Linked DNA regions of Homo sapiens: region 1 is linked to region 2. A link is an interaction called in ENCODE POLR2A ChIA-PET data of the cell type or tissue named here. Cell type or tissue: GM12878. All regions are shown on one strand. Each heading gives the region's core, and the rest is flanking DNA. Links, peaks and the distances in the headings are about the cores only.

Region 1 (15,388 bases), core at 4,030-12,029, 68 kb after region 2:
GGGAGCTGGCAAGAATGAGGACTCTGACACAGCAGGTCTGGGGTGGGGTCTGAGGGTTTGGCTTGCTACCCAGCTCCTGGGAGAGGTTGTTGGTTTACAAGCCACACTTTGAATAGCAGGGTTCTAGTCTCCATGGATGCTCCTCTTGATAGAGACAAAAGCCAACTTTGTAATCCTGGATGTAAATTTGAGTAGGGAAAGTCTCTCCTTGTTTTCTAACTTCCGTTGGCACTGATTTTCATCTCTTAATGACAAACTCTGTACTGTTAGGGGCCATATGTATGTGTGGCTTCAGCAGTGCTTGGCAAAAATGTCCCTGTGTACATGAACTCTTGATTGGCTGAATGAAAAAGGTCAGTGATGTCTCCCGCTAAAGCATTTATAGGAGCAAGGCACATTTTCCAGTTTGGTAAAAGAGGAGGTCAACCTTTGCATGTGGGTCTCGTGAGAGATTTCCAATTCGTTCCAGCGACAGGCCCTGGATTCTTAGAACGTCTGCCTGGTGACTTACCAGCTTGAATTTCTCAGGCCTGCCCGCCAGGCTCTCCTAGTCTGACGCAGAACATGTCACCAACTTCGTGGCTACCATCTCCATTAGAGGCATCGATTGCTTCAAATGCTCACTCCTGATGGAAGCCAAGGGTCATAGTCCCAAGTCCACACTTTCTCTCCTCTCTCAGTGACAATCCAGTCCCAGTAGGACGGTGACCCTGGGACTCGAGCTGTGTTCAGAGTCACCTCTTTTCGCTTTGATGTGCTCACTTTGCCTGATTTGAATTCACTCAGTCTTCCTCTTTCTCTGGCACATTCAATGCTTTGGGTTCAGTTCGTCTTGCTACCCAATTCCCTCCAGGGCTGACCATTTCCAAACCTTCAACCCTCACTCCCTTTCTCCCAATCCCACTCCAGCCTCACCTACTCCACAGACCTTTCCAGGGGACGTTCAGCTGCTGCCCTTCTCTGTCCTCCCATGGACATACATTACCTTCTTCAGTTGCAGCTGAGGTGTCTTCACATTGCACTGTTTTCTCTAGTGTGTTTGTTCACGTGTCTTATTTTTGGCTTTCTTTATTAGCTGGAAGGGCCCTGGTGCGCCCACATCCCTCTCCAGAGAGTTCTGTCTGGTGATTTGCACACGTGAGGCCAGGAGAATTGCCATGTAAGGTCTGAGTGTCCACCTCTAGCTCTTTCTTGTCTCTTAAAGAAACAAAATACAGGGGCCGGGCACAATGGCTCATGCCTGTAATCCCAGCACTTTGGGAGGCCGAGGCCGGAGGATAGCTTGAGCTCAGGCATTCGAGACCAGCCTGGGCAACATGGTGAAACCTCATCTCTACTAAAAACACAAAAACTAACCAGGTGTGGTAGCACGTGCCTGTAATCCCAGCTACTTGGGAGGCTGGGACACGAGAATCACTTGCACCTGGGAGGTGGAGGTCGCAGTGAGCCGAAATCATAGCACTGCACTTCAGCCTGGGTGACAGAACAAGACCCTGTCTCAAAAATATAAAATTAAATTTAAAAATAATAAAATAAAATAAAATAAAATAAACAAAATACAGGGATGGGGGTGTGTGTTGATCCATGTGGCACCTCTTAGTGAGACTGCAACAATCCCTTGATCCAGAAATAATCCCTGCTTCTTGCCCCTACATCACAATTTACAATGTGGCACAATTATTCTGTAGCATTTGCATGTTAAATGGGCAAGAAAACTTAAAAAAGAATTCATTGAATGTCTCTGGTTAGAAAACAAAGACTCACCTCCTTTGTCAGAGAAGTGACCTTTAGAAACCAGGCTTGCAGATGATACAAGATAAACTAAGATAAACTTAACACCTGCAGTTTACACTGACATTCACATTTGCTAGCCTTAGGGACTCTCTCCAATGTTGTGAGGCTTTTCACATCACTTGAAAAGGAGCAAGAAAGACCTAGAATTCTTGAGTTTCATTAGGAACCTCCAGGGATGGAGGGGGCTGAGTATTTCTATCAGCCTGGTGGCTTGGAGCCCTGAGCTAGTGGCCCTCAAATATTTTAAGGTCGATTTGTGTCTGTCCTGAACCTCATTCACATGCAAATTCTTTTTAAATAGAAATTTGTAAATGGCGTGCACACCTCTAAGAGCGCTGCAGCTACTTGTCCAGTGTCTTGCCTTCTTTCTGAGTTACTGTTGGAGCCACGGCCAAAATTAGAGAGGCGTTTTCTGTAATGCTGAGAAAAGCAGGAAGCGGTGAGACGCTTGTAGCAGAACACGCAAAACTGTTTGGCGGTGGCCCCCCCTCCACCTCCCACCCACCGCTCTGTAATTTCCCCAGGCAAGGCTGAAGGAGCCTTTCTTGGAAAACCCCTGATAACGTTGCTACACAAAGGTTGGGAGAGTCCCTGACGGCCTGTGAGGGACCATGTGGGGCTGGGGGTGGATAGGGGAGCTTGACTCTGCAGTCCCCAGGGCAGTCTGAGTCCCCAGTGCCTGGCGTGGGTGAGCTCAGGGCTGCTCCGTATGGGGGCATCCAGGCCTGGCTGCTGATGCCCTGTGGCTGAGGACACCTCCATCTGCATGAGCCAGTTTGGAAGTCCAGCTTGCCCCCCAGGCAGTGGAGGCCAGTAAGGGCTTCTCCCCAGATTGACCACTCAGATCAAATTGATCCAGGTGTTGAGACAGAATTGGCCCCATTTTCTGCTAATTTCCATTCTCTGATTGTGCTGCCTGCTACAGGAGTCATTTTGGATTTGGGCTGACCTGGTAGACTTCTGAAAGACAGTGCTCTGGGTTCAAGTTGTCCTCAGGTAAGTTATTACCTAATTGCCTCCAGCACCATCCCGTTCCAAACCCTCACTCCCTCTTCTTCCTTTCCCACTCCAGCCTTATCTTCTCTACGGTCCCTCTGCAGGTTGCGTCCAGCAGCTGGACTCTTCTAAGAGCGTGGTATCAGTGCAAGATGCTATTTGGTGCTTCCTAGGTAGATACTGTAGTAAGTCCAGGTTTTATGGGACTGATGCTGGAGTGCCTGCTATGAGAAAGAACACAGAATTACAACACAATTTACATTCCCCCCCACCCCCACCTCTAGGAGGGGTTAGAATGTGAACTGCTGGCAGACTGAACCCACTGCAGTTCAAATCCCTTACTTTGTCAAATTTAAGAAAAGGTATAATAATGATTATCTGTTGCTAAGGCACCTCTCAATACCATGAGTGGCCTGTGTAGGTGAAGGGTCTTTAGGCCTAGTCATCATCAAGGCATGGAGGGGTCCGTGTCATAGCTAGTAACATGGTTCTAGAACATTTCAGAAGCACCAACACCATGCTTTGGCCATGGCATTTATTTTAAAATAGTATCCCCATATGTGATAGCAATACTAGAGGAAATACGTAACAGAAGGGATCTTCCCACATTCCATCATCCTGGCAAAACAGCTGCTCTCTTCTCAGTACAAATGCATGTTTCTAAACAGTTGTAATGACAACCTTGGAGTGAGGAAGGCCTTTCTAAGAAAGACACAAAAACCTGGAAAAGATTGACACACATAAAAATAAAATAATGTGGGCAACGCATTTCCAAGTCTAAAGACAAATGGAAATGTGGGAAAATATTTACAACTCATATCGTAGACAAGGAGCTAATTTTCCTAATTTATGAAGAACTCCTATAAATCAATAACAAAAAGACCAATAGTTCAAAAGGATTAAAATATATTAATAAAAGTTTTCAGACAAGGGAATACAAACAGTTTTAAGCACATGAAATATGTAAGAGCTATATTGAAATTTTTAAAGAGCAGGGTTTTTTAAAATTTTATTTTTATTTTTTGAGACAGAGTTTCATTCTGTGGCCCAGGCTGGAGTACAGTGTCGCGATCTCTCAGCTCACTGCAACCTCCACCTCCCGGATTCAAGCAATTATCCTGCCTCAGCCTCCTGAGTAGCTGGGATCACAGGCACCTGCCACCACTCCCAGCTAAGAGCAGGGTTTTTTGTTAATGTAGGAAATCCGAAGGCCCAAATTCTTTGTGGAAGAAGAATAAAACTGGACTACTCACTCTGTCCGAAGGAAAGATCTGTTAGAAAGCTAGAGGAATTAAGACGGTGTGATGTTTGCACACGAATGGACAGATCAGTGTAAAAAAAGACATTGCTAACTTAAAAATCACACAATCTATAAGTTTGGAAAAGGAGACTTGATGGTTACAGCCATCAACGTGGCCATCCCTTAGACCAGGAAGCTTGCCTTTGGCCAAAGCCAGAGACAGGCACTCTGAAGGAGAGATTAGGGCAGCAGCTTTGTGCTAAATGGGTTGGATAAACATGCATCTTCAACAGGTTATAGGAGGAGCTAGGAGTATTCATGAGGTGGTCCTGATGCATGTGTGCTGAACCCACATGTATGTAACATACAACTTATGTCTACCTTGGGGTGGAGACTGAACATTTAAATGTATTACAGTCAGGCCCTATACGTCAAGAGGTATTTTCAGGACATGAAGGGATTCAAGTGCACAGCCTCTGTAAACCAGCCAGAGCCAGTGCTGTAGTTGTGGCTGGTGGAACAGGCGTTCAGTTACTCAGCCTCGGTGAGCTGGATGGGTTGTAATTGCTTTAATATTGCTTATCTCAAGGCTGGAGCTTGTTTAGCTGCTAGAGAAAGAGAACCCCAAAAGGAAGAGAGTTTAATGAGACATGTCTGACCACCTGTCCCATCATGGAACTTAGTTTTTAAGGTGTTTCTGGGGTCTCCTTGGCCAAGAGGGGGTTTGTTCAGTCATTAAGGGGTTTAGAATTTTATTTTTAGTTCCCAAATATAGGGTCTAGGAACAGTTATGTATGGTTATTTGTATGGATACTTGATTTATGCAAAAAAGATACTATAGTACAGAGGGAACATTTTCTTCCCTCAATAAATGAGGAATAAATTTTCTATCCATATAGAAAATAGTTCATCTGACTCCCACCTCCTTTCAAACTCAGAATGAATTGCAGTTCTAAATGCAAAAGGCACAAACAACAAGACTTTGAAAAATAGAATATTTTTATGACCTTGGAGCAGGCAAACATTTCTTAATCAGGACACAAAAGGTTCAAAAAGGAGAAATGTTGATAAGTAGGACTCTATTAAGATTAAGCATTTCTGTTCCTCCGAGGATAACATTACAAGATTTAAAAGGTAACCTCAGAATGGAAGGAGATATTTGCAATACATAAATCTGACAAAGAACTCTTAATCAAAATATACAAAGAGCTCTTACAAATCAATAGGACAAGACAAAAAAAAAATCAATGTGAAGCATTGGCACTGCCCAGAAAAGGAAATCCAAATGTCCACGAGCAAAAAGAGGTGTTCAGCTTCATTAGTCACCGGGGAAAACCACAAGGTGATATCCTCATGTACAGCCACAAAATTGGCCAAAGTGAAAAAAATCCCAAAACTTACAAGAGCCAGTGTTGGTGAGGGTGTGGAGCAGCCAACCTCCATCCACTGCTGGTGGAGGGTACGCACTGGTGCAGCCAACCTCGAGGCTGTTTGGCAGTTTCCACTAAAGCTGAGCACACACCTGCCCTGTGACTAGGAGAAACAGTGTCTGGAAGGAATCAAGAATGTTACGTGAATGGGTTCACTTTGTGCATGCCTCAGTATGTAGGATATACTTCAATAAAAAGTTTAAAAAAAAAGAGTAATGAAAAAAATCAAACTTTGCAGAAGTTTCAGAAATGTTTTAAAAATGTGGTAACACTTGTGTAGGGAAATAGGCATTCCCATATATTGCTTAGTATAAATAGTTTAAACAAAAACACTGGTCACTACCCACTAATATTTAAAATGGGAGTTAAAAATGATGCACCAACTGAGAAAGGTCATTTGGCATTCTCCATCAACGTAACAAATGCAGTTCGACCCCTAGTTACCTCTAGAGAGACTTGCGCAAAATGATGTTGAGGAAGAGTCCAACTCTGTAAAATATTTGAAGAGATTTATTCTGAGCCAAATATGAGTGACTGTGGCCTGTGACACGGCCCTCAGGAGATCCTGAGAACTTGTGCCCAAGGTAGTCGGGGCACAGCTTGGTTTTACTTTTTTTTCTTTTTTTTTTTTGAGACTGAGCTTCGCTCTTATTGCCCAGGCTGGAGTGCAATGGCGCGATCTTGGCTCACTGCAACCTCCGCCTCCCAGGTTCAAGCGATTCTCCTGCCTCAGCCTCTGTAGTAGCTGGGATTACAGGCATGTGCTACCACACCTGGCTAATTTTGCATTTTTAGTAGAGACAGGATTTCTCCATGTTGGTCAGGCTGGTCTCCAACTCCCGACCTCAGGTGATCTGCCCATCTCAGTCTCCCAAAGTGCTGGGATGACAGGTGTGAGCCACTGCGCCGGCCGGTTTTACACATTTTTGAGAGACATGAGACATCAATCAAGTGCATTTGAGGTGTACATTGGTTTGGTCTAGAAAGGCGAGACAACTTGAAGGGGTTGGGGGAAGTGGGGAGCCCTTCCAGTTACAGGTAGATTTAAAAGTTTTCTAATTATCAATTGGTTGAAAGAGTTTATCTAAAGACCTGGAATCAATAGAAAGCAATTGTCTGGGTTGAGATAAGGGATTGTGGAGACCAAGGTTCTTATTATGCAGATGAAACCTCCAGAGTAGGAGGCTTCAGAGAGAATAGATTGTGAATGTTTCTTATCAGACTTAAAAAGGTGCCAGACTCGTAGTTGACTCCCTCTTGGATCAGGGAAAAGGTCTGGAAAAGGGAAAGGGCATTCTTTATAGAATGTAGATTTTTCCCCACAAGAGATGACTTTGCAGGGCAATTTCAAGATATGGCAAGAAAATATATTTGGGGTTAAAATATTTTGGTTTCCTTCCTTGTTACGTGATGTTATGCCAGAGTCAGGTTGGAAAGTAAGCCACCACGTTATATAGGGTTAAATAAAATCCCTCTGATGAGACTTTATGGTTTGTAGAGTGTGACTCTCCAGGCCCCTTAAGTAGGAATTTGGGCAAAAGAAGACAAACAGTCAGCATTTAGTCTTCAGTGATGTCACTTTGTGTGTAAAGCAAAACTTTGAAAACAACTTCAAATGTCTCCTGTTAACTTAGGAAGATTCATTGAATAGTTCTTCATTTTGCCCCTACGTGGGAAGAGGAGCTGAGCTCAGTGTGTATAGTATGGTTTTTGGGATAGATTTCCTGTAATCATAAACGTCTTGATTCTCTGGGTTCTTTCCAGTCACTAAAGGCTATCATGAGTGTTAATAATTTTGAAAATAGATTAGTTGTGTAAATGAAAATATGTAAGCCAAGCAACTTGGAAAGGAGTGTTTGAAAAATTTAACATATATGCGTGTGTTATGTTGCTAAAAAGATTTTCCCTTCCTTGTAAAATGACATAGAATTTTCAGAGATATAAATTGATTATTTTTGAAGTTAAAAAAATCATTCTTATATAAGGTTTGGTCACAAGAAATTGCATTGTTTTAAAATTTTTTAAAAAGTCATCTGAGGAGCAACAGAACATTACATCTTGCAGAAGATTTGAAAAGCATTTGGTGGACATGCATTTGCTGAATTGTCCCCAGGGAAGATCTCGGGGAAAGCACTGACTATAAATCTAGGCTGCAGTTAGTTTCTGTTGACAAATTTATCCCTAATTGCTACATTGAAAATTTGTCTTCAGTGCCCCCTTGTATTTGCATCTGGATTGTGTGCGGTGAAATGTCCATTTTCATATGTTAAACCTCCCCATGGAAAGGTTGAATCATGAAAGGCAGAGCTGGGAGGGGTGTAGATTGCTCTGGGGGTTCTACCTGGTGCCAGTTCTGTGACAGAGGGCTGGGAGCTGGGGCTGGTCTCGGGAAGTCCCACCCTCCTGCTTCTCCTCTTTCGGTTAGACAACACTAGCTTGATCACTGGAGGAAGAACATCTCCATCTCCTTATTCTTCCCGGGGCCCAAACCAGGGGGTACTTATCTGGCCCAATGGTGAGGCACAAGCACAGAGGGAGGTGAGGGCTGGAGCGTGGGCCAGGTGCCTCCCTGAAGGCCGGGTCTTCCATCCTTCTCATCACTGTGGGCTTCAGGAACAGGGTTTTAAACTTTTGGTTCAGAGCCATTAGTGGGAAGTGACCAGTGTTTTTGTTTTTGTTTTTTTAATGTGTGGGAGAGCAGAGCAGAGTAAACACCAGTGCATTCTGCCTGTGGGAAGTCCGTGTTTTGAGCCTTCTGTCCTTGGCGGACAGCCATGTCTGGAGGTGCCGGCTGACAGGCAACATGCATTTCTTTCTTTCTTTCCCTTCCCTTCTTTCTTTCTTTCTTTCTTTCTTTCTTTCTTTCTTTCTTTCTTTCTTTCTTTCTTTCTTTCTTTCTTTCTTTCCTTCCTTCCTTCCTTCCTTCCTTCCTTCCTTTCCTTCCCTTCCTTCCTTCCTTCCTTCCTTCCTTCCTTCCTTCCTTCCTTCCTTCCTTCCTTCCTTTTTTTTTTTTTGACAGAGTCAAACTTCAGACTCACCTGAGACTCACCCTCTGTCGCCAGGCTGGACTGCAGTGGCGCGATCTCGGCTCACTGCAACCTCTGCATCCCGGGTCCGGGTTCAAGCAATTCTCTCATCTCAGCCTCCCAAATAGCTGGGATTACAGACTCGCGCCACCATATCCAGCTAATTTTTGTATTTTTAGTAGAGACGGAGTTTCACCATGTTGGCCAGGCTGGTCTTGAACTCCTGACCTCGTGATCTGCCCGCCTCGGCCTCCCGAAGTAAGATGCAATTCTTTATGGGGCCAGAGAGAAGTTCAAAAGCCACTGTTCTAGAAAGAGTTCTCTCTGGCATTTTATTGAAGCAATTGCAAGTTTGAAGTCAGTGCTAGCAGTGTTTGGTAGTCAGGCCACCAGTGAGAACTCAGCTTCATCATTCCGGAAACCTCTGTGCTTTGCTCCCCTCCATGGAAGAGCCTCACCAGTGAGCCATTTGGGTTCTCTTAAAATGAGACAGAACATCATTGCTTGGTGCTGATCAAGGAACACAACTCTGTCCTTCCTCCCAGGGAAGCAGTCGCCATAGGCTGGCACAGACTGGTGGGGTCAGCCCTGCATGGTGAACAGTATGGGTACCCACCCAGTGCCCCCACCCAGAGGCCTGTCATCAAGAGAGATCAGCCTCTGAGCAGCCAGTTCAGGGGACATTGGTCATTGAGGAGATGAGGTGCCACTGCCACTTCCCCACTCCTCACCTGGGTGGCCTCCCAGCTCCCACCTCCTTCTTTACCCTCCAGACCTAATCCATTCCCCACTGGGTGTGTCAGACCACAAAGCCTCCTGCTTAAAGCCATTCGCAGGCTCGCCACTGCTCCTAATGCCTCCCGGTGAACTCCTTGCTGCTGTCCACATGGCCAGCTCCCCTGGCCCCTTCTGACCTGCTCACTGTCTCCCCAGCTGCCCACCCGACCCCAGGCCAGCTCATGCCGCCTGAGCATCTCTGCCACACTGCTTCTGCATGCTTCTCCTCACCTTTGCATGCCCGGCTCCTGGTCACCTGCATTTCAGCTACACAGTGCCTCTTTAGAGAGCTTCCCTCCTCCCATCACTCCTGAAGTCCTGTCCTCTCATTGACTTGTTGTCCTGTTGATGCCCTCTTCACTGTTCTGGCTGACTATGGCTGCATTTAAAAGCACCTCAAAGCTCAGTGGCTTAGAACAACAATTTGTTATTCTCTCCCATGGTGCTGTGGGTAGATTGGGCTTGGCCACACCATCCTCACAATGGTGAGGCTTCAGATCCAATCAGACAGTGCCCAGACCTGGAGTCTCTGAAACCTCTGCTGAGCGGATGTCCAAGATGGTGCCTTCATCTATGTGCCTGGCCAAAGATGTTGGCTTTCAGCTGTCCTCTCGGCCTGGGATCTCAGGAGTGCCCGTATGAGCCCTCTCCACTCAGCCTCTCCTAGCATGGTGGCCAGGTCCCAAGAGGGAGCATCCCAAGGGCCAGGTCCCAAGAGTTGACAAGGAGCTGCAAGGCCTCTGGATAGCCTGGGCTTGGAAGAATCAGAACTTGTATTGGTTGACAAAGTCACAGAGGTTGGCCCAGAGTCAAGTGGGAGAGATGAGGCCCTTGAAAGGGACTGGCAAGGCCACACCGCGGAAGAGACAGTGGGATGCTAGATGTTATTCAGCCATCTTTGGAAAATGCAACCTGCCGCTTCAGACTCACCTGAGGTCATTGCTTCCACTTCTTCCACTTCTTTTTCTTTTTTTCCTTCTTTCTCTTTCTTTCTTTCTTTCTTTTCTTTCTTTCTTTCTTTCTTTCTTCTTTCTTTCTTTCTTTCTTTCTTTCTTTCCTTCTTTCTTGTCTTTTCTTTCTCTCTTTCTCTCTTTCTTTCTTTCTTTCGCCCACTCCAGTGGATTGGAAGCAAGAGCCTTGTCTAAATAACCCACAGTTGGGTTCCATCACCTGGAACATCCATGCTAAAGTGGAAAAAAAAAAACCATGAAACTTTCCTGTTGAGTTTGACAGGGATATAAACTCTATCTGATTAATATCAAAGCAATACGTCTCTTGGCCTTAGTGCCATCTTCTTGGAAACCTCTGCACCGCGAGAGCCAAGTGGAGAAAGAAGCAAAAGCACAGACTGAAGCTCAAAGGAAGAAAGATGAGGCAGAGGTCCAAGTAAACCGCTAGGTTTTTGCACCCATGGAGGTGCCAGGAGCAGAAACATGAATGCCAGAGGCTGGAGATGCTGGTACAAGTTGTTGGACTGCATGCTACTGTCTAGAGCTTGTTTCAATGCATCTAGAACTTCATCGCCATCTGATCGCCAAGACCACCTCTGAGACCCACCTTGCTCATGTCCATAACTGTCCATGTTAGTCCTTTGCCCTGGACCTGTGACACTCTGGACTATTTCTGTGTTCACTTGTGGCCGAGTATAACAACCGTAGACTAAATCACCTCTTCTGCTGTCTTAGCTGAAGAAGCAATACGTTTGGAGGGAGAAGCCTAAGTAGCCAGGATTGCTGTTAAATATTTAGGAGCAGACTGCGTCTGTATCCTCATTTATTCTTTTCATTCAACGCATAGTAAATGACATTCCTACCACATGCCAGTAACAGCACTGGGTTCTAGGGATTAAAACAAATGTGAAAGAGCCCCTTTCCCGCCCCTGTTCTCTCTGTTGGTGAATCTCATGTGACCTCCAGTAGTGACATTACTTACCCTTTATCAAGCATGTGCTCCATGCCAGGCATTGCACTGAGATGGGCGTGCACATTGACACTGGTTTTTTGAATTCTGACAACGAGCTTGTCAGTTGGTTGTCCACATTTCTTTATAGACATGGATTGTGGCCTTTAGAGAGGTTGAGTGATGAGCTCAGAAATCTACAGCTCATTTTCTTTACGATTACAGCATGCTGCCACCAAGTACTGGTACCCCCGTCAATGGTAGCTGTTAGTGTTATCGGGCCTGCTGAAGTCACGTGGCCTCTGCTGCTACCCTGGGCCATGCACGCCATGTTCGCGTGGTGGCTTGGTGGGGGTCCCGTGGGCAGTAGGTCCAGTGCGAACTCATCTTATTTCAACAGTCAAGAGTCAAAAGAAAAGAGTCCGAAAAGGAAATCCAACCTATGACTAAGAAGTCCACAAAGTCCGTCAGGGGCTTTGTGTGAAAAACTAACCTGCTTAGTGTCAAGCTTGTTTATTCTTGGCTAAAAATGACTTCCTGTTTCTAAGAAAAGAGGCCTCTGGTGGATAGAAAACATTTCTTACAAAACAACTTTTGCTGAGCTCAGGCCCAGTGACTCAATGCCATGTGGATTATATTTCCTATAAAATGCTCCAGGCTGAAAAATCAAGGGTAAAAGTATTGGACAGGGGCTTCTGGAAGTGGGTTGTCCCCAGTGTAGACGGGGCTGTTTCCCCACACTCCTTCCTGGGGAGATGGAGTGCCCGGTCGGGGGAGTCCAGGCAGCGAGGATGAGAGGCCTTGCTTTCCCTTTGCTCTGGGGGCCTGGGGTTGTCTTCATCTGCTAGGGTCTCTGCAACGAGCACCACGGACCATTCAAGGCAGCTTAAACAACCACGTCACAGCTTAAACATTCATTGTCGATCGATGCTGCAGGTGAGATCAGGTAGGGGCTGGGGCTCTTACTGAACTTGTACCCTGGCCTCTTCCCCTTCCCTGCCCCACACCTCTCCCTCCATTTTTGCTATCCAGGAGCAAACCCTTTAGAAATCACATGAATCCATGCTTGAGCTCTGCTTCCAGGAGCTGGATTTATGGCACCAGCGTGATGCCGGGCACAGAGTAGGTGTGCAGGAAGTTCCTGTGAGTGAACGAGGAGGGGCACTTGCTCTCTCAGACACCAGGCAAGCTTCTCCCCACACGAGAGCTCTCAGATTCCCCACAGGTCCTGCAGGTGAGCAGTTTGTCCTCACATTACCAAGGAGGGGTAAAGGAAAGGCGAGCCATTTGGCCAGGCTGTGGCAGGCCAGGGATCTCAACACAGGTCTGTGTCACCACCCAAGCTGTATAGCTGTCCCCATGGCCTAGGTGAGGGACTTCACCTCCTTGTGCCTTGGATTTCTCATCTGTAAATTGGGAACATTGTTTGTTTGTGACGATTTAGTGCAGAACACATAGCCCAGCAGTGACTGCTAGCCCTGAGCGATGGCTCAGCACGCTGGGGAGGACTAGACCAATACCTCTGTACACACGCACACATATGCGCACACACGCCACTCACTACACACCCATGTACATACCCCCCATGCACACATGCATACACACACACAGGTACATCCACAATACACCCACATACGCATATGTATGCACATCCACACACACTACACACCCACACACGTGCCCAACCCCCATGTACATGCATGCACCTACACACCCATTCACACACCCTCATACATACACACATTCAGCCACATCCACACATACCTATGTACATACCCACATATATACATGCATGCACATACACTACACATACACACACACATATATGCACACAATGCATATACACTCACACACATATGCACATACAAGCACACCACAGAATGCACATGTACACATGATATGCAAGTACACAGTACACATATATATGCACACACATGCACACCTACATATCTCTATACACACATACACATAGAGGCAGCCACTCAGAACACTGGCATGTGGGTTCAATTAATTCTGGCTCGTGGCAATGTTGTTTGTTTAAGGAAGCTTACGGTGAAAAACAGTGTCACAAAGTCCCTGGGCTCCCTCCTCCCTCCGCGGCCAGAGCTACTGTTGGAGCACACGTGGGGCAGAAGCACAGCTCCATGCCCATGCCTCACAGAAGGTGAGCAGGCAGCTCTTTGGAGAACTTGAGGGTTCTCTGGGTGGCCCTGGGCATTAGGTCCCCTCTGTCAGTCCTTGCCACATGGCCATCCCCTCTTTGCTGGTTGCTGGGGACTCACATTGAGCACTGAGAAAAGCCCCTTTGCTCCACCCCTGTCTAGGGAATGCAGGGACTTTACTCCTGCTGGGGCATTTCAGGAGCCTCATGCAGGGGCAGAAACTCTGGTGGCTGCTCCCACTGCCGGATCACAGTTGGTGCTGTAGTCCTCCAACCTGGCCTGGTCTAGAGCCTCATCTGGCTTTTTTGAAGTGCCATCTTCAGCTTGAAAACAGAGCCTGAGGCAAAGGCTCCTGTGATGACTGCAGGGAGTGGAAGCCCAGGAAAGCAGGGTGAGGGGCAGGGGCAGGGTGGGGTGTCCTAGGAGGACAAGCAGCCACATGGCCACAGGCACCTGTGCCTCTTGTGGGGCATTTCAGATAGGCCGAGAGAACAACTGGGCTTCAGAACAGCCCAGCAGTGGGGCAGGGGAGGGAGGGAATTCCCTACCAGGCATCTCTCACCTCATCAAGACCCCCATAGCATTAATTCTCCTACACTCACCCTGGGGAAGCCAGAGCCTGCTGGGTTCAATCTGGCTGAGGGGTCAGTGTGCAGGTGCGGTGGCCCCTCTCTGCTAGTGGACACATGAATGGGCTCTGAGATCCCTAGTGACAGTGACATTGCTCTCAGGGACCAGGGAGGCATGGCATAGGTATAGATCCAAGGTGTCATGGTAACAGAAGCCCTCACGGGAGCTATGGGGAGCTATGGGGAATCAGAAGCCATTGCCCTCACCTCCATTCACAAGCAGCAGTGTCCATAAGAACCATCTTGGTCCTAGTCTGGGAAGGTCAGGACCACCCCTTGAACCTCATTTCAAATAAGCATTTTCAGTGATGTGGATTCCTGGGGGTCACAGGTGAGACTGGTCCAAGGTCATTACTTGTACCCAGGTAATCCCCTATTCCCCTGGAAAGTGGGACGTTTTAGTCATCTATTTCTGCTTAACTAATTATACCCCAAAACACAATGGTTTGAAACAGTAGCACTTATTACCACCCAGTTTCTGCAAGTCAGGGATCTGGGCATATACAATGGTGCACAGGCTTACCTGGGTCCCCTGCTTCAGGGTCCCTTGTGGTGTTGACTGGGACTGTTGTAGTCTTTTTTTTTTTTTTTGAGATGGAGTTTTGCTCTTGTTGCCCAGGCTGGAGTGCAATGGCGCGATCTCGGCTCATTGCAACCTCTGCCTCCTGGGTTCAGGTGATTATCCTGCCTCAGCCTACTGAGTAGCTGGGATTACAGGCATGTGCCACCATGCCCAGTTAATTTTGCATTTTCAGTAGAGATGGGGTTTCTCCATGTTGGTCAGGCTGGTCTCAAACTCCCGACCTCAGGTGATCCGCTCGCCTTGGCCTCCCAAAGTGCTGGGATTACAGGTGCGAGCCACCGTGCCTGGCCTGTTGTAGTCATTTTAAAGCTTGAATGGAGGAAGCTCTGTATCTCCGTCAGTTCAGGCTGCCATAACAAAACATAGCACAGACTTGGTGGCTTAAAAAATAGACATTTATTTCTTACAGTTCTGGAGGCTGGAAGTCTAAGATTGTGGTGCTGGCAGATTCAGTGCGTGTTGAGGCCCCGCTTCCTGGTTCATAGATGGCCATGTTGTCTCTGTGTCCTCTCATGACAGAAGAAATGAGAAAGCTTTCTGAGGCCTCTTTCATAAAGACACTTAATCCCATTCATAAAGACTCCCCCCTTATGACCTAATCACTTCCCAAAGGCTCTACCTCCTAAAACGATCACGTTGGCATTAAGATTTCAGTGTGTGAATTTTGGGGAATGCAAGCATTCAGTCCATTGCATACTGCATCCTTACAAGCAGGTTCAGTTCCTCCCAGCCTGTTGGACCGAGGGCCTTGGCTCCTCATTGGCTGTTGGTTGGAGGCTGTCCTTGGCTTCTTGCCCTTTGGATTTCTTCAGCATGACAGTTTGCTTCAACAAAGTGAGCATGTGAAGGAGA
Region 2 (15,388 bases), core at 4,176-12,175:
TTTTGAAGGTGGCCCTGCCCTCAGAGCTGCACCAAACATTGCCCTAATGAGGACTCTGCTGTAGCCCTGACTCCACGGCTCTGCTAGGCATTCCCTAGTGGAATGCTGTGGTCTGAATGTTGTTTCCCCTCCCACATTCACGTTGAATTCTAAATCTCAATGCAATAGTATTAACAGGTGGGGCCTTTCGGAGGCGAGGAAATCATGAGGGTGCCTCCTTCATGAATGGGATTAGGCCTTTATAAAAGATGATTCACATAGCCTCTCTGTCTCCTCTAGAGGATGCAGCAACAGAGAGCCATCTCGGAAGCAGAGTGCAGCCCTCACCAGACACAGAACCCACCAGAGCCTTGATCTTCAATTTTCCAGCCTTTAGAACTGTGAGAAATACATTTCTGTTGTATATAAGCCACCTAGGCTATGCGATTTTGTTGTATCTGTATTAATGGACCAAGACAATGAGCAAGGTGTGAAATAGACCCATGGTGACTTTCCTTCCAGCAAATGGCAGTGTTGAGGAATTGCTATTTATACTCAGCACTTTGCTTATTTAGAGCATCCTTGGGCAGCCAGGTTGTGTGGGGCCCTTTGCAAAAGCTCTAACTTGCTGCATCCTGTGCCTGGTCTGCAGAAATGGCCATTGGTTTGGTGGTACTGTCCCAAGTTACAGACAGTGTCTTACTGGAAAGAGAGATGTCTCTGAAGTGTTGGCCTGGCAAACTCCAAACTCCAAACTGGATATAAAATGTGGCTGCTGATAGTGTTCTATGAAGATCCTCACCCTATGTGCTAGATCTTGGAAACAACATTGCTCTGGTCCACTAGGACCCTTTGGCTCTTCTGAGGTAAGGGCCAATTGCCCAGCTTCCTGCAGGACAGGGAGGAGGTGCCTGGCCAGGAGCACATGCCCTCCACCGTGTTCTTCGGCCTCTGAGTGAGTGTTCATCTCAATAGCTCCATGTGTCTATTGGCTCTGGGAAATAAGCCACAGCTCTGAGTCGTGGCAGGAGGAGCTGCCTTCAGCTCTCCTTTTGGTGTTTACAATGTTGCTGGGCTGTCAGGGTGATGCCAAGTGAGGCGTGGGTATTTCAGCAGCCTGCTAAAAGCGTGATAGGCCACGTGAATGGCCCCTTGGTATTGCCTTTCCCCCTAAGTACTGTATCTGTTAATTTTAACATCTTTATAAATTTGGGGAACATTCACCCCAAAATGGATAAATACAAATTGCACTGAGGGGTAGGGTTATTCCCTGAATGGCTGGGCTCCTTCTGCATGCTCCTTGTCTTCACCTTTAAAAATAAACAGGGCATCAAACCTGGAACCTTGTAGCCAAGGTTTGTTGTGGACCCAATATAAGCGAGCTTGAACTAAGGGAATGATGATTGCTTTCTCTGAGCTGCTGCAGGCCACACTCCGATGTGATCCACTTTAATGGGTACAGCTGATGGCCTGACCTCCTGTCTCTGGGGTCCCTGGATCACCACCCTCTGGAGGGGGTTGGGGCATAGTTAATATGCCAGAATCTCCAAGTGCCCAGGTAAGGCTGCTGGGTCATGTGGCCCGTGGCTGGAACTTCCTGGAGGCTTGCCTCTATAAGTGTCTCCTGGATTGGCACAGAGGAGTCAAGTTAGAATAGGGCAGAGCCTGACTTGCAGTGGGTGACCCCTCACAGATCTGCTGCCCAGTGCATCTGGCATGGGGCCTGATTGGACATGCAACCTTTGGGCAGTCTGGACTCCTTGTTCTGTCAGGATGTGACCGCTGGTTTTAAGCGATAGTGTTGGCATTTGCTTTTAAGGTCTTTACAAGTCCAAGCTTGGGAGCCATGCAGAGCATGCCAGTGTCCAAGGCCCAGCTAGGAGCCTCTGTTCTCCTGAGCTTACTGGGCTGACATGCAGGTCTGCATCTGCTTATTAGCAGCTCGTAGAGAGGGAAATCTTTCTGTTTTACAAGGAAATGGGATGTTTGCTGCTAGAAATCTTTCAGGACTGGCATGCGGAACGCCAGCAGATGTTGAAAGCATTCCGACCATGTTGATCCCACCAAAGTTTGTTTAAAGATTTGTGTAAACTGCCATCACAGAAAGGGCTGGGTGGAGGTGAGAGGCTCCAGATCCGGCTCCAGCTCTTATCAGAGATCCTAAGAAGTAAAACTTTTGAAGAGTACTCTGGCTTGGAGGACAAATGCAGCAGCGTCTTGTGGATGGCCTTCCCAGGGACACTTACTGAGGAGGAGACTTCTGGGGCACTCTTGGGATTAATGCCTGTAGAAGAAAGGAGATGGGGAGCTTCAGGTGAACCTGCAAGGGCACTGGAACCTTCGGTCGGGTGGTCCTGCACAGGTGTCCTGAATCAGGCCAAGAGGACAGGCCTTTATACCCCAAGGTGGGCCGGTCCCAGGAGCAGGCTGCCTGGGAGGAGTAGGGCAGCGCGCTTCAGCGAGGCTGTCCCTGGAGGGCCAGGAAGTGGTTCCAGCCACTGGGGTGTAAGTCCTCTATTCCTTAAGGGGGCTCTTGGAGGTGCTTGGCTAAGCCTTGGCTGCACCTCAAATCAACCTGTAACCTGGGCTTGCCTGGAACATTCGCATCCCAGTAATGCAATGTTGCTTTGGGGTGCGGTAAGGGACCAGGCAAGACCTCCTTACCCATGCCTCCTGGGGGTCCACCTGCCACCTCTGCAGCTCTCTGTCTCTGGCAGAAACGTCCTGGCCCAACTTGGCCATGCCTGGCCATGGGAGTCATGCTCTTCAGAACAGTTTCAGTCCAGGAGAGCTGAGGGTTGTTGCATAAATCCCCTCGTCTCACCCCTCCATGACATGACACGGTCTACATCCCCACCCCCGAGCTCCTCAAGGCTGGAGCTCCAGTTGCCTACAGTTCCAGGCACTCGATAGCATGTTCCTAATCAGCTTTCTCCCTTCCTCTGATCTGGGGGTGAAGGTGCCCAGGATAACCATGAGGATGGGGCCACCCCACCTCTCCAGGGTCACACCTGATTCCCTGGGAGGCCTTGGAGCAGGCTCAGCCCTGGGGGCCCTCCATGGGATGACAGGTGAGGGTGCTTTTGACCGGCTTCCCTTCTGCATGGAGCTGCATCCACGGGACAGGGCTGAGACACCTTTGGTGGGACACTTTGATGCCTGCTTTCCATCACATCCTCAGTTTCAGAGGCTGGTGTGGATCCAGGCCAGCTGAGGGGTCTTGGAAGCCAAACGACTCCTTGGCCAGTCAGTGCCAGGTGCTCTCTGTTGCTATGAATTCTGCATCCCCTCCGCACAAAGACATGTTGAGATCCAGTCCTCATGAAGGTGACCTAATTTGGAAATAGGGTCTTAGCAGATGTAATTAGAGGTCATTAAGGTGGGCTCTGATCTAATGATTGGTATCCTTATAAGAAAACAAATAGACAGATGTACAGGGAAAACAGCCAAGTGCAGACGGGCCAGAGATGGGAGGGTACATGGACAAGCCAGGGAATGCCAGGGACCGCTGACATGGGCAGGAGCTAGGAGGAGGCACAGAAGGGTCCCACGCAGAGTCTCAGAGGGAGTGTGGCCCCGCAGACCCCTGGGTTTCTGACTCCAGGCCTCCAGGACCATGAGACAATCTGTTTCTGTTGTTTGAGCTGCCCCGTGTGTGATACTTTGTTATGGCAGCCCTAGCATACCACACACACCCCATGGTATGACACGTCCTTGTGCTCTCCTGGGCCACGGTTATACCCGCTGTCACGGCCACCCTATCAGCGCTTCTCTTCCTGTGCTCGGTGGGTCACTGGATGAAGTTAAACCCAGATGCCGAGTGCTTTCTCTCCACGCGGCCCAGCTACCTGCATCACTTAGCTCATCTTTACAATGACAGGCTGGGGAGTATCATCATCCCCACCTTGCAGAAGAAGAAATGGAGGCTCAGGGGCAGCTTAGTGACAGATCCTTAGAACTGCCCAGGACTGCGCAGTCTTGTATGCAGTGTGATTTACCCAGTTAACGTTTATGCCCTCCTTTTGCTTTCTCTGTGAATACACAAGATTAAAAAAAATTTAAGACAAAATTAAATGCTCTGGTATCCAATCTCTTGGCTCCTACGCTCTGCTCATCAAGATAAGTAGACACTGCACACACTTCCGAATTCATCTTTTACAACATTTCCAGTAGGAAAAAAATGGATTGAATCATACATAAATTAAAATGTACCAGCAACAAAACAAAACAATAAATTTGTTTATATCCGTATCTCTGGGGAAAGTTTCCAAAGACAGAACCTAAAGCTGAGCTCTAATATTAACAATGGGTTTGTAAACTCAAAGTCAAGGATTACTTTGATCTAATGCTAAAAAGTGGGAGGACAAAGCCCAGGGTGTTCCTGGGCAAACTTGGGAATGATATGCACAGTGGGTGTGAGCAGTATTCCATAGTGAAGGCCAGGCCATGAAGCCACCTACCAAAATAGCAACACACTTTCCAGTAACCCCAGTTTCTTTAAAAGCAGTGTAATACCTAAGTCCCACAATTATGGTTGAGAAACTCTCCTGCCCCACTGTTTTTCCCATTAAAGCTGTGCCTCTGCCGTGTCCATTAGTCATTTGGCATGTTCTGAATAGAACAGAGTGAGTCAATTTAAACGAGCGCAGGAGGCAAAATCTTTCTTTTCCATAGTCAGCTCAGAAGAGAATTTTTTCCTTTGTTACTGTTTGTTGTGGAAAGGAGGTGTGTGGGAGGAGTTGCTGTGGTCAGTCTTTAGATAGTACCTAGTTGAAAACAGAACGTTCTTCAGAAGGCAACCCTGCAAGGGCAACTTTGTGTGGAGAAGCAGGACCGGAGCCACCCAGAGCCCTTTGCAGGAGCTGGAGGATCGTTGCTGGCCTGGTTTAGCTAGGAAGTGACAGTCCAAATGGCTTTGAACAAGCCAGCTCAGACACACCAACCCATAGCCTGGGTTGTACCCAGCCATCTAGTCTACCTGCCATTTAGGTAAGATAAAGGCAGGTGGCTTAAGCCAGACTGAGAGTGTCTCCAGGTGGCCAGGGGTGCTCAGCATTGCTTTCCCCTGGCAGCCAGCCCAGGGTGCCACTTGAACAGCAGCCAGCCCAGCAGATCACCCGAGGGTGGAAGGACCTAGTGTTTGTGGGTGGCATCTTTTAAGAAAAACACAGTCAGGAAGGTTCTGGGATTTTGGTCAGTGCCATGCATTTCAGGGTCCAGGCCATGGCTCAAGGCCCCCCGCAGCACCCTCATTCTGCTAAGCCATTACAGGTGCTAGCCACGTGTGCCCAGAGAAGCTCCAGAAGCCCATCGTGGCTGGGTTGCTAACGTTGGCCAACCACTGTTCACCTTGGGTGGCTCTGTAGACAGCTCCAGCTGCCCCATGTAAGAACCAGGGCAGTCCTCCAACCATGCCAGCTGCCATTCATGTAGAGACGGTAGATATGCACGGCCAGTGCTTCACACAGATTGCTCTCCCCCTAGCAGCTGCAGAGATATGCTTGAAATTCACTCAGGCTGCTCAAGGGTGAGCCATGGTTCCTGGATGCATGGCCCAGGGTCCACTCAGATTTTTTTCATTTGACTCACCAAGGTAGAGGAATTCAACATGCTTCTCCATTCTTGTATAGCCTCCCTTGAGAATCAACCACAAACTAATCTCTGATGACTGTAGATAACAAGTAGTACACATTTGGGACCAAGAATGAAAGAAATACAAAATATAAGATGCTGATAGATTCCTTTGCACCTGGCCATCCGGTCTTGGCAGTCACGCCTTGCTTGACGGAGCCCTAACACCTTACCGGAGCTCGAAAACCCACCTAGCAGGGACTGGATCTTCCAGAAATGGTGCCACATCTGCTACCATCTTTGCCACATGTAAGAATCTCCCATTCCACAGACATTTGCCAAAACCCTCCTGAGCAAAGGGCTGAGGGTCTGTCTTGCCTGCCCCCTGGGAGCCCACCTCTCCAGGGCTCCAGGAAGCCCCCGCTCCCTCAGGAGAGATGCAGTAGGCCCACCCCAAGCGTAGGTTCCTGGAATCAGGGATCTCTTCACTGAGTTATAGGATGCCTTTGCCTTATGGTCAGGTATCTAGCTGCTACTTTTATGCTGATTAGCTTCCTAATAGAAATAAGTCCCTGAGATAGATTTATTTTTTTAATCCCCAATTTGTGACAAATACTCATCATTAAAGAAAACATAGGCCTTTTCCACAAATTTAAAAATACACTAAAAAAATAGGCTGGGCGCCGTGGCTCATGCCTGTAATCCCAGCACTTTGGGAGGCCGAGGTGGGCGAATCTCTTGAGAACAGGAGTTCGAGACCAGCCTGGCCAACGTCGTGAAACCCTGTCTCTACTAAAAATACAAAACAAAACAAAATTAACAGGGCATGGTGGTGGGCACCTGTAATCCCAGCTACCTGGGAGGCTGAGGCAGAAGCATCACTTGAACCCAGGAGGTAGAGACTGCAGTGAGGCAAGATTGCACCATTGCACTCCAGCCTAGGTAACAGTGCAAGACTCCATCAAAAACAAAATACACTAAAAATAATTGACCTGAGTTTAAGGAAATTAAAGGAAGTCAGTTCTGCACTTGCAGGTGCTTGTTCTCTATCACATGTGGGCTCTGTTGTACCTTGCAGCAGCCCTAAGAAGAGGGGAGGTTTCAGAAGATTTTAATGACTATCCCAAATGAGTGATTTTCCAAGAGCCGGCTGCGGGCTTCCTTCCCTGTCTCTCACTGCTGAGCACCACGTGTTCTAGGGGCTGTGTGTCTGGGGGCTATGTGTCTATAGAGCTGTGTGTCTGGGACTGTGTGTCTGGATGTCTTTTCATTTGGAGCAGGTGTTTGCCTCATCCCCTCCCAGGTTAGCAGAAGCCTCGCAGGACTCTTCTCTGTGGCCAGGCCCATCATCTGCACCAGAAGTCCATCTCCGCATGCATCCTGTCCCTGGCCTGTCACTGCCTCAAGTCTTTTTCAGTTATCTCAGTAGAGGTGGTTTGAACTGGGTTCAAATTGATCTTCCACAAAGCTGGAAGCTTCACCAGGGGCTGGGGGTCAGGACTCAGATCCCAGACAAGTTTAACAACAGATACCTGTGTTTCAAACCTGTCTTCTGCTGGGCCCACAGCTTCCAGTTTTCCAAGCACCCCACCCCTCCCTATTGTCCACATAGGCTTCATGCCTTTGGGCCCAGCCAGTGAAGGTGTTAGGACGTGCCATCCTCTAAATCTGAACTAGGTGGGCATCATGAATCCAAGTCAGTCCAGAACCATGGCCCATGGACGGGCAGGTACCAGGGGGGCTCTGGGGTGTGGGATAAGCAGCCTTGTCCATACAAGCGTGTGCACCAGGTGGGGCTTCCCTTTGTGTCTCTTCCTGTGGGCTGTGCCTCACTGGCCGAGCTCTGTGTGTGGAAATCCAGCCTCAGGTGACTCACCCACCCCCTCAGAGGGCCTGGAGCTCTGTGATCAAGACCTGCTCCTCTGCTCCGCTTCCCACCTCCCTGTCTGCCACTCAGCTCCCCAGGACCTCTGGGCAGGGTCCCCCTGAGACCCGGCATCCACTCTGGACACCACTGGGCTTGCTGACTCTTCACAGCCTTGTTCCAGACTGCATCTCTGCAGGACTTACTTCTGTATGGTGTCCTGGTGATCCAGCACTCCCTGCTCTGCTAAAATGCAGACTCCAGGGGCAGGCTCTTGTTTTGTCCTGGAAGAATTCTTGCACTGTAGGAGTGAATTCAACACAAGTCACAGCCAGCTTGCTCCATCTTAAAGGCGAGGAGCCCCAGCCCCAAGTCCTGAGCTCTTGCCAACCTGTTCGAGACCACACATTGACCCTGGAAGAGGAGGAGCAGGTAGGCTGGGATGTGCCCAGGGACTTTCTGAAGCCTCAATCATCCCAGTTATGACCTCCCCCTGCCCCTCCTTGCAGCATCCCTCTTCATTCCTCGTGGAGAAGTGTGGGCTCCATAGAATGAACTGGCAAGTGTGCACTGTGTGGATGGCTCTGAGCAGCTGCCACCACCTGGGGTAGCATGGGCAAGGCAGACGACACAGAGTCTCCAGCCAGACCCCTATTACCAGCTGCCTGGCCTGGGACTAGCTATGTCACGTCTCCCTGCCTCAGTTTCTTCATCTGCACAGCGAGGATAATAACAGTGCTTACCTCTTAGGATTACCATGAGGCTCAAAGAAGGAAATGCAGAGAAAGTGCTTAGGACAGTGCTGGCCTTGTAGGAAAGACTCACAAATATTCATTGTTTCGTTGATGAGAGCAAGAAGTGCGCTTGTTACATATTCACCCAATAGTGTGGGGTGGAGGAATGAGGTACAGGTGGATACCCTCTTGGAGGACCTGCTAGCGTCTTACTTCCTCTGTACATGGATGGCAACACAGAGGCAGAAGTCTCAAGTTAACTTCTTTTTCGTTTCAAAGCATCTCATGACATTTAATACCCCTGCACTCATACTCGCCCGGAAGTGTGAGCTTGGTTCATCACTAATGGATATTTTCAGCCCTGCTGAGGAATCTGGGCCTGCTCCTTGCCTCCCTCACCTTCCTCTGCAGCCCATGTGAATTAGCCTGCTTGCCTGCTCAGGGACTGGTCCCCGCAGTGTGGCTCCTGGGGCCCCAGCTTCACTCCTTCAAGGGCCAGGATGTTGAAGAAGGGGGAAAGGGACCCCTACACTAGCCTGCCTTGTGTGGCCCAAAGACCCTTGCCAAGATCAGGTGGGGGTCAAAGTGCAGGAAAAGAAGGATGTCGATTTCAGAAGAAACTGTTGTGGGAATGGCAGGATGGCTCCAGCGTCAGCGTGCCTTCCTGCAGCTACCCCGGGGCCGCACGCCAGCAGCTCTTGGCAGCAGTCACACGGCTCTCGCATCCAACCTCTGCCACAGGGGAGCAGGCCTCACTTCCCCCAGCTTTGCTTCTCTGCCCTGCAGGGCTCCTTTCCTGTCCCAGGGAGCTCTACTTTCCAAGCAGTTCCATGGCCAACAGCTGGAGTCTTATTTTAGGGACGAGCTGGCAGCCCAGCATTTGTACTGAATGTTCCGGGTCGGCCTGGCCCGCGCCTGGTGCACCAGTGGGAACCCCATAAGTCTGGGCTTGGGGGAGTGAATTACTTCTGAGGTTTGCTGACATTCTGTTTGGCTGCCTGAAATGCTTTCTCTTCATTCAAAGAGCAGCTGCTGGTCTCCGCCCCTCTGTCTTTCCTTTCTCCTCCCGGTGGCTTCCCTGTTCCTGTCCCTGGCTTTCCTGGCTTTTTGGATCCCCATCCTGGCTCTGGGGGGAAGGAGGATGGGTCTGGAGCACCTGTGAGACCCGAGCCTGGGCCCACCACAGCAGAGGATGCAGCCTCCCAACCCCAAGAGTCCCAGATTGGAGTCCCTGAGAGAAGCTGGGGTAGGTGAAGTGGGCTCTCAGTCTGGGTGTTATCTTGGGAGGAGCGTGGGTCTCTGGGACACACTGGTAAGATGTGCTCCACTTGACCCTCATCATAACCAAGGGTCTGTTGGTGGGCTTTTGCCTTTGGTGGCCCCAGGGCCCCTGCCTTCTGGCTACTGCCATCCGTGGGGGATGAGTGACGTCAAACTTCCCCTTCTCCGGGCTGTTGGCTAGAGTGGGGGCAGTGGGAAAAACACATCTATCAGGCAGTCCCACCCCTGCACAAAGGAGCAGAGACTGTGCCTCAGCCCCACATCCCTGCCTGGTGGGTACCACATCACAGACAGACACGTTCTTAGCTGGCTGTGTGCAGTCACTGCCACCTTGGGCTCCTGGGAGGCACCAAAGGCCCATTGTGGGCCCCTGAAATGACGCACCCACCACAGTCAGCTGCCATCATGCAAGGCACCGAATCTGCTGTCCTGGTGGGATGGGATCTCACTTCTGCCTTTCCTGTTCAGCCTCCCCGGGCTCCATGCGCTCTGTGGAGGCCATGGCAGGATATGTTGTGGGCAGCTGGATTTCCGGCCCTCTCTGGTAGAGTCAGAGGGGTTGCCTTTGACCAGCAGGAAAGGGATTCGAAGGCGGACGCGAGTGGGCCCTGCCCAACTCAGACTGAGGAGGAAGTTTCTGCAGCGCCGGAAGGAGAAGCAATGAATAGCCACTGTCTAGACCCTCCCCTATGACTCCATCCCCAAGGTGCTCCAGACAGGCCTGAGATTCCCCTCTTCCTTCCTAGCCACACCACCCCTGGTGTGAGCCAGGCAGGCAGCCCAGCCCTCTCCAGCCCCGGCTCCTGGTGGCAGGAGGTGCCTTCCTGGCTGTAGCAGGAAGAGTCTCCAGGTTATATGGCCGTGTCCCTGTGCCAGGACTCGGGGTAGGGGTACACTCTGTTCTGACCCCCCCAGGAAGTGAGTTCCAAAGGAGTCGGGCCTTTGGAGGAGAACTTGGTGGCTGTGCTTTTGACCTGGCATTGCAGGAGCATAAGCCCTGGTCAACTTGAGCGAAAAAGCCGGACCCACTGTCACCATCTCACAGGCTGTGTCGCATGCTCTGGCGGTGAGGGCCTGTTTCCCAGCCCTCCCTAGCAGGAGACTGCTCAGGGCAGAGCTCCTGAGATACTATGGGTTCCTTTGGGGTGGAAGAGCCTGTGGCCAGGTCAGTGAGGAGAACAGAGTGGGAGCATGAGGGTGGGCTGGAGAGGAGCTGTTTGTCCCGCCTCCCGACCCCGAGGAGGGCATAGTCCACAGGCTATTTTAGGGAGCAAGAACTGGCCAGTCAGAATGTGCCTGCGCCTCTCCCCAAGACAACAGCACCATCAAAGGGGAACATCTTTGTCTTGGGGGAGCCATGTGGAATTGTACCTAGAACAGATTGTGAACAGGGGTGCCTGTCAATTTACATTTATCAGGACTCGTTTCTTTTCCCTCCCAGACTTGCCCTGCAAATCTCATGGTGGGGTGGGGATCAAGGAGAAGAGGGCTTATCTTGACTTTCATGATCTTAGTGTTAATGACAGTTACCCAGGATGGAGGTTTTTAGCCCCTTTCTTGGCCCTAGACCCAATGACCCCTTCCATGATATTTTTCAAAGTCCAGTGAAGCAGTGGAGAGAGGAGTGAGGGGGAGGAGAAGAGAGAGACGGGACTCTGTTGGCAGACGCCCTGCTGTCTTCCAAGACCCTATATAGGCTTCTGTGGAGTTCTTGCAGCTGAAAGCTGAGTCCTTTGCCTGGGGCAGGGGTGGTGTGGATTCTTGGCCATCACACTCCTGGAACCCTGAATCTTACTGTTCCACAGTCACAGACCAGCCAGGCTCAGGACCTCAGAGCTGCTTGTGGGCCCATGGAAAGTCATACTTGCTTCCCGTCGGCGCTGGGCCTGCTGTCATTTTGCAGCTTCTGCCCTGCAAATTTAGAGTTTTAGAGTTTAGTTTTAGAGTTTTAAGTCTCTAAAACCCTCACAGTTAATTTTTTCTCTTCCTTTAATGACACCCAAAAGGGCACCCAGCATTATGCCTCGGGTGTTTGACCCGGCTGGATATGGGATGGAGAGCGTTTGGTGGGTCCTGGGAGGAGCTCAGGCCAGGTCAGGATTTACCATTGTTATTGATGCTACAGATAACAGCCTTGCCCTGAAGGCTTTCACAGAGTTTATCTCCTTTCTTGTTACTCTGATAGGGCTGGGATTGTCCACCACCTGCTCAATGAGGGCTAACATTGAGTACCCAGCGAGAGTGCTGTATTAAATCTTATCTTGGCCAGGCACTATGGCTCATGCTTGTAATTCCAGCATTTTGGGAAGCTGAGGTGGGAGGCTTACATGACCTCAGTTTAAGACCAGCCTGGGCAACATAGTGGGACCCTGCCTCTACCAAAAAAAAAAAAAAAAATTAGCCAGGCATGGTGGCACATGGCACATGCCTGTAGTTCACCTACTCAAAATGCTGCGATGGGAGAATCATTTGAGCCACAAGAAGCCGAGACTGCCATGACCCATGATTGTGCTACCATACTCCAGCCTAGGCGATAGAGTAAGACTCTGTCTCCAGACAAAAAACAAAATCTCCTGCTTGGTGGAGACCTCTCAGAGTGCTGGGGAAGGGGCTCCGGAGTCCATAGGCTCTATTCTCCTCTCCCTTCCCTCACTTCCTGGCTGTGTGAGTTTAGCTATATAAAATTATCTCAGGGTTAGTTTTAGAAGCCAAGATTTGCATGTTAGGCCCTAAAAAAGATTGCATTTTCAAAAGGCAGTCACATCAACCTACAAACTCTCTCATCAGCTTTTCTTGTAGTATGGCTTGACACCCCTCCACTGAGAGGTGAGCTCTCTGTTCTCTTCCCTGAGACCTGCTTCCCTCAGTAGACTGTGATGGAGGTCACCTTATGTGACTCGAAGCTGTGTCATAAAAAGTGATACAGATCACAGACGGCGCCTGGCCCGCAGTCTCTTGGTTTTCTCACTCTGTGGGAAGCCAGCTGACATATTGCGAGGACACTCAAGCAGCCATAAGGAGTGGCCGACAGCCAGTATGAGGGACTGCAGCCCAGCCCTCAGGGGATTCCAGCCAGAAATGCCTGAGTGAGCCAAGACCCACAGAAACCATAGAAATGTTAAGTCATTGCTGTTGTCTTCAGCCACTGAATTTTTTTTAATTTTATTTTTTATTTATTTTTATTTTTTTACTTAGCATGATGCCCTGAACAGGTCCATGGCAATAAGAAGAAATCATTATTGCCTTACTGAATTTTAGATTATAGGCAGACAGAAACTTCCTAACTCAATTGCTGAGCCTCATGCTTTAATTTACGAATAAAATTTCTGTTGTGCCCATTGACCATTTAGGTATCAACTTCTAAGGGTTTTTTCTTGTTTTGTTTTCTTCTGAGACCGAGTCTTGCTCTGTCACCCAGGATGGAGTGCAGTGTCTTGATCATAGCTCACTGCAACCTCAGCCTCCCGGGTTCAAGCAGTTCTCCTGCCTCAGCCTCCTGAGTAGCTGGGATTACAGGCGGCACTACCACGTCTGGTTAATTTTTGTATTTTTAGTAGAGATGGGGTTTCACCATGTTGGCCAGGCTGAACTCCTAAGGTTTTTGAATGTGGCTCTCCTGGCTCTGCTATCACTGGAAGTAAAACTGAGACAAAAAACATGGCTCCTCACCTACTCTTCAGCATACCTGGGCACCTGGACTTCTTATTTACTTCTCTCTGCTTCCAAACAGGAAGCTCTGTAAACAAGAAGAAAGGGACTGAGGACCCACAGGGTTGCCTGGACATTTGGAAAATAATTTTAAATATTTACACTTGATCTATAGGAGATTACACATTTGCTATGGAAAGCTTCAATTATTAAATGATCAGGTTCACTAGAGTAAAAACAATTATTCTCTGCTGAGAAAGTATTTTATATTTCTACTTTAAACTTTGCTCTGTTCTGGTTGAATGTGTTAGAAAGGAACACTTGTGCTTATTAAAGGAAATTGTCAGAAGAAAATGAAGGGGTTGAAATGGAAGGATGTCCTTGGATTTGGAGTTCCAATGAAAGAACATAAGTGCTGGATGCAAACTTCTAGTTGCGTGCACATCTCTGGGCAGAAAGGAGTTTGGTGCTAAGTGCAGGTGGAAAAGGGACTTCTATTTCCTGATTGGGGTGACTAGACCATTGTGAGTGTGTGTTCATCCATATTACCAGTGCATGTATTCACTCTTTACCCTCTTCTTCATGGGTTTCCAGCCTCTGCTGCAGGCCACCGTGGCCCTGGGATGGAGTTCTGCACAGAGGATGTGGGCGGATGTGGCAGCTTTTTAAATTCTCTGTGTCTTCCTTCAGGTTCTCTCCTCTCATTTGCTGGACAGACAAAGAGGGCCTGGAGACCTCCGAGGATATGGTGGTGACAGGGCCACTGAGGAGGGCAAGTCTGAGTCCCTGGAGGTTTGTGTGGATCACTCTTTCCCCCAACCTATGGTACACTGGGACAAAGGGATAAACAAACTTATAGCTTATTAGATCATTGAGAGTTAAGAGTTGTTTTCATAGGTGTTAACTCATCTTGGCTAATATACCTACAAACACCTTGGGGACAGGGGCACTTGTTAGTGTTCCTTGTCTTTGCAGAGTCTAGCTGGTAATGGGCACAAAGCTGTTTATAGAATGAATAAATGAGAGATAAATGTGTCTTTACTTGGGGCAGCATGGTGCTCTGCTTTTCTTTCCTTTTGTTTTCACAAGATGATGGAAAAAGAAAGTGCTGGGGTCAAACACTGCTATGGTCTGATGGTGTCCCCCCTAAAATTCGTATTAAAATTCATATGATGAAATTCTAACCACCAAAGTGATGGTGTTAGGATGGTGTTAGGGCATTTCAGAGGTGATGAAGTCATGGGCGATGAAGCCCTTATTTATGGGATTACTACCATTGTGGAAGAGGCCACAGTGCTGCCTTCCCCCCTCTACCATGTGAAGACACAGTGAGAAGTCATGGTCTATGAAGAAGGGGCCCTCACCAGTCACTGAATCTACCATTGCCTTGCTGTGGGACTTCCCAGCCTCCAGAACTGTGAGAAATACATTTCTGTTTTTTAAGAACCACCTAGTCTATGGTATTTTGTAATAGCAGCCGAAATGGACTAACATAGCACTCTAAATAGAAAAATGGAGACTTCCTAGCTCTTAGCATCTTCTTACTCATTTACAGAAGAATAAAGTCATCAAGAGTCATTGATGCCAGCATTGCCCTGGAGGGACCAAGGGAACAGGAACTTGTTTTCCTTGTGTTTGCCTTTCCTCAAACCTATCCTGTAGCTGCATCTGATGGTCAGAGTGGTATCATCTTAACAGTTATGCCTAATTGTTTTCATAAATAATCATATTTAGTAGGAAAAGAATAGCTGAGTCAGAAAGTTTTATATAATAATGTCCTTTAGTTGACTGTGTTCTTGGAAACTCTGGTTGTTCAGAATTGCAGACAAAAATCCTATCTCACCGGGAAAGAGCCTAGGTCAAAATGAAATTCCACATTAGTGTTAAATTTGAAAACTTGAAGTGAACACAAGCATATTGTATTAGTCTGTTCTCACACTACTAATAAAGACATACCCAAGATTGGGTAATTTATAAAGGAAAGAGGTTTAATTGACTCACAGTTCCACATGGCTGGAGAGGCCTCACAATCATGGCAGAAGGTGAATGAGGAGCAGTCACATCTTACATAGCAGCAGGCAAGAAAGCATGCGCAGGGAAACTCCCCTTAATAAAACCATCAGATCTCATGAGACTTATTCACTATCACAAGAATAGCACGGGAAAGACCTGCCCTCATGATTTAATTACCTCCCATGATTCAATGTCCCTCTCACGACACTTGGGAATTATGGGAGCTACAATTCATGATGAGATTTGGGTGGGGACACTGTCAAACCATATCACTTATCATTGAATATTTTGTGTGTGT

Evidence for each region. Peaks named below come from ENCODE experiments on the same cell type or tissue, not always from the same donor. Only the 100,000 strongest peaks of a DNase experiment are listed, where the experiment ranks them.
Region 1: POLR2A ChIA-PET joins it to region 2 with 10 read pairs; 3 of 35 experiments call an interaction of 5 or more read pairs at or near these places.

What each region holds. Positions count from the first base shown.
Region 1 is chr9:89,699,199-89,714,586 of GRCh38, forward strand. LINC03062 (long intergenic non-protein coding RNA 3062) reads left to right here. Exons shown (of 6, transcript NR_024280.1): 5 at 2,720-2,790. It overlaps LOC105376140 (a long non-coding RNA gene), which reads right to left and starts at 5,268. Exons shown (of 3, transcript XR_001746827.2): 1 at 2,744-5,268; 2 at 2,119-2,214. RefSeq lists enhancers at 1-149, 2,125-3,324, 2,141-2,460, 13,077-13,577. In GM12878, for the core only: no CTCF peak of the experiment used is centred there; a DNase peak (open chromatin) is centred at 7,704; H3K4me3 peaks cover 1,006 bases; H3K27ac peaks cover 1,540 bases.
Region 2 is chr9:89,630,586-89,645,973 of GRCh38, forward strand. LINC03062 (long intergenic non-protein coding RNA 3062) reads left to right here and starts at 9,198. Exons shown (of 6, transcript NR_024280.1): 1 at 9,198-9,394. RefSeq lists an enhancer at 8,941-9,510. In GM12878, for the core only: no CTCF peak of the experiment used is centred there; no DNase peak of the experiment used is centred there; H3K27me3 peaks cover 179 bases.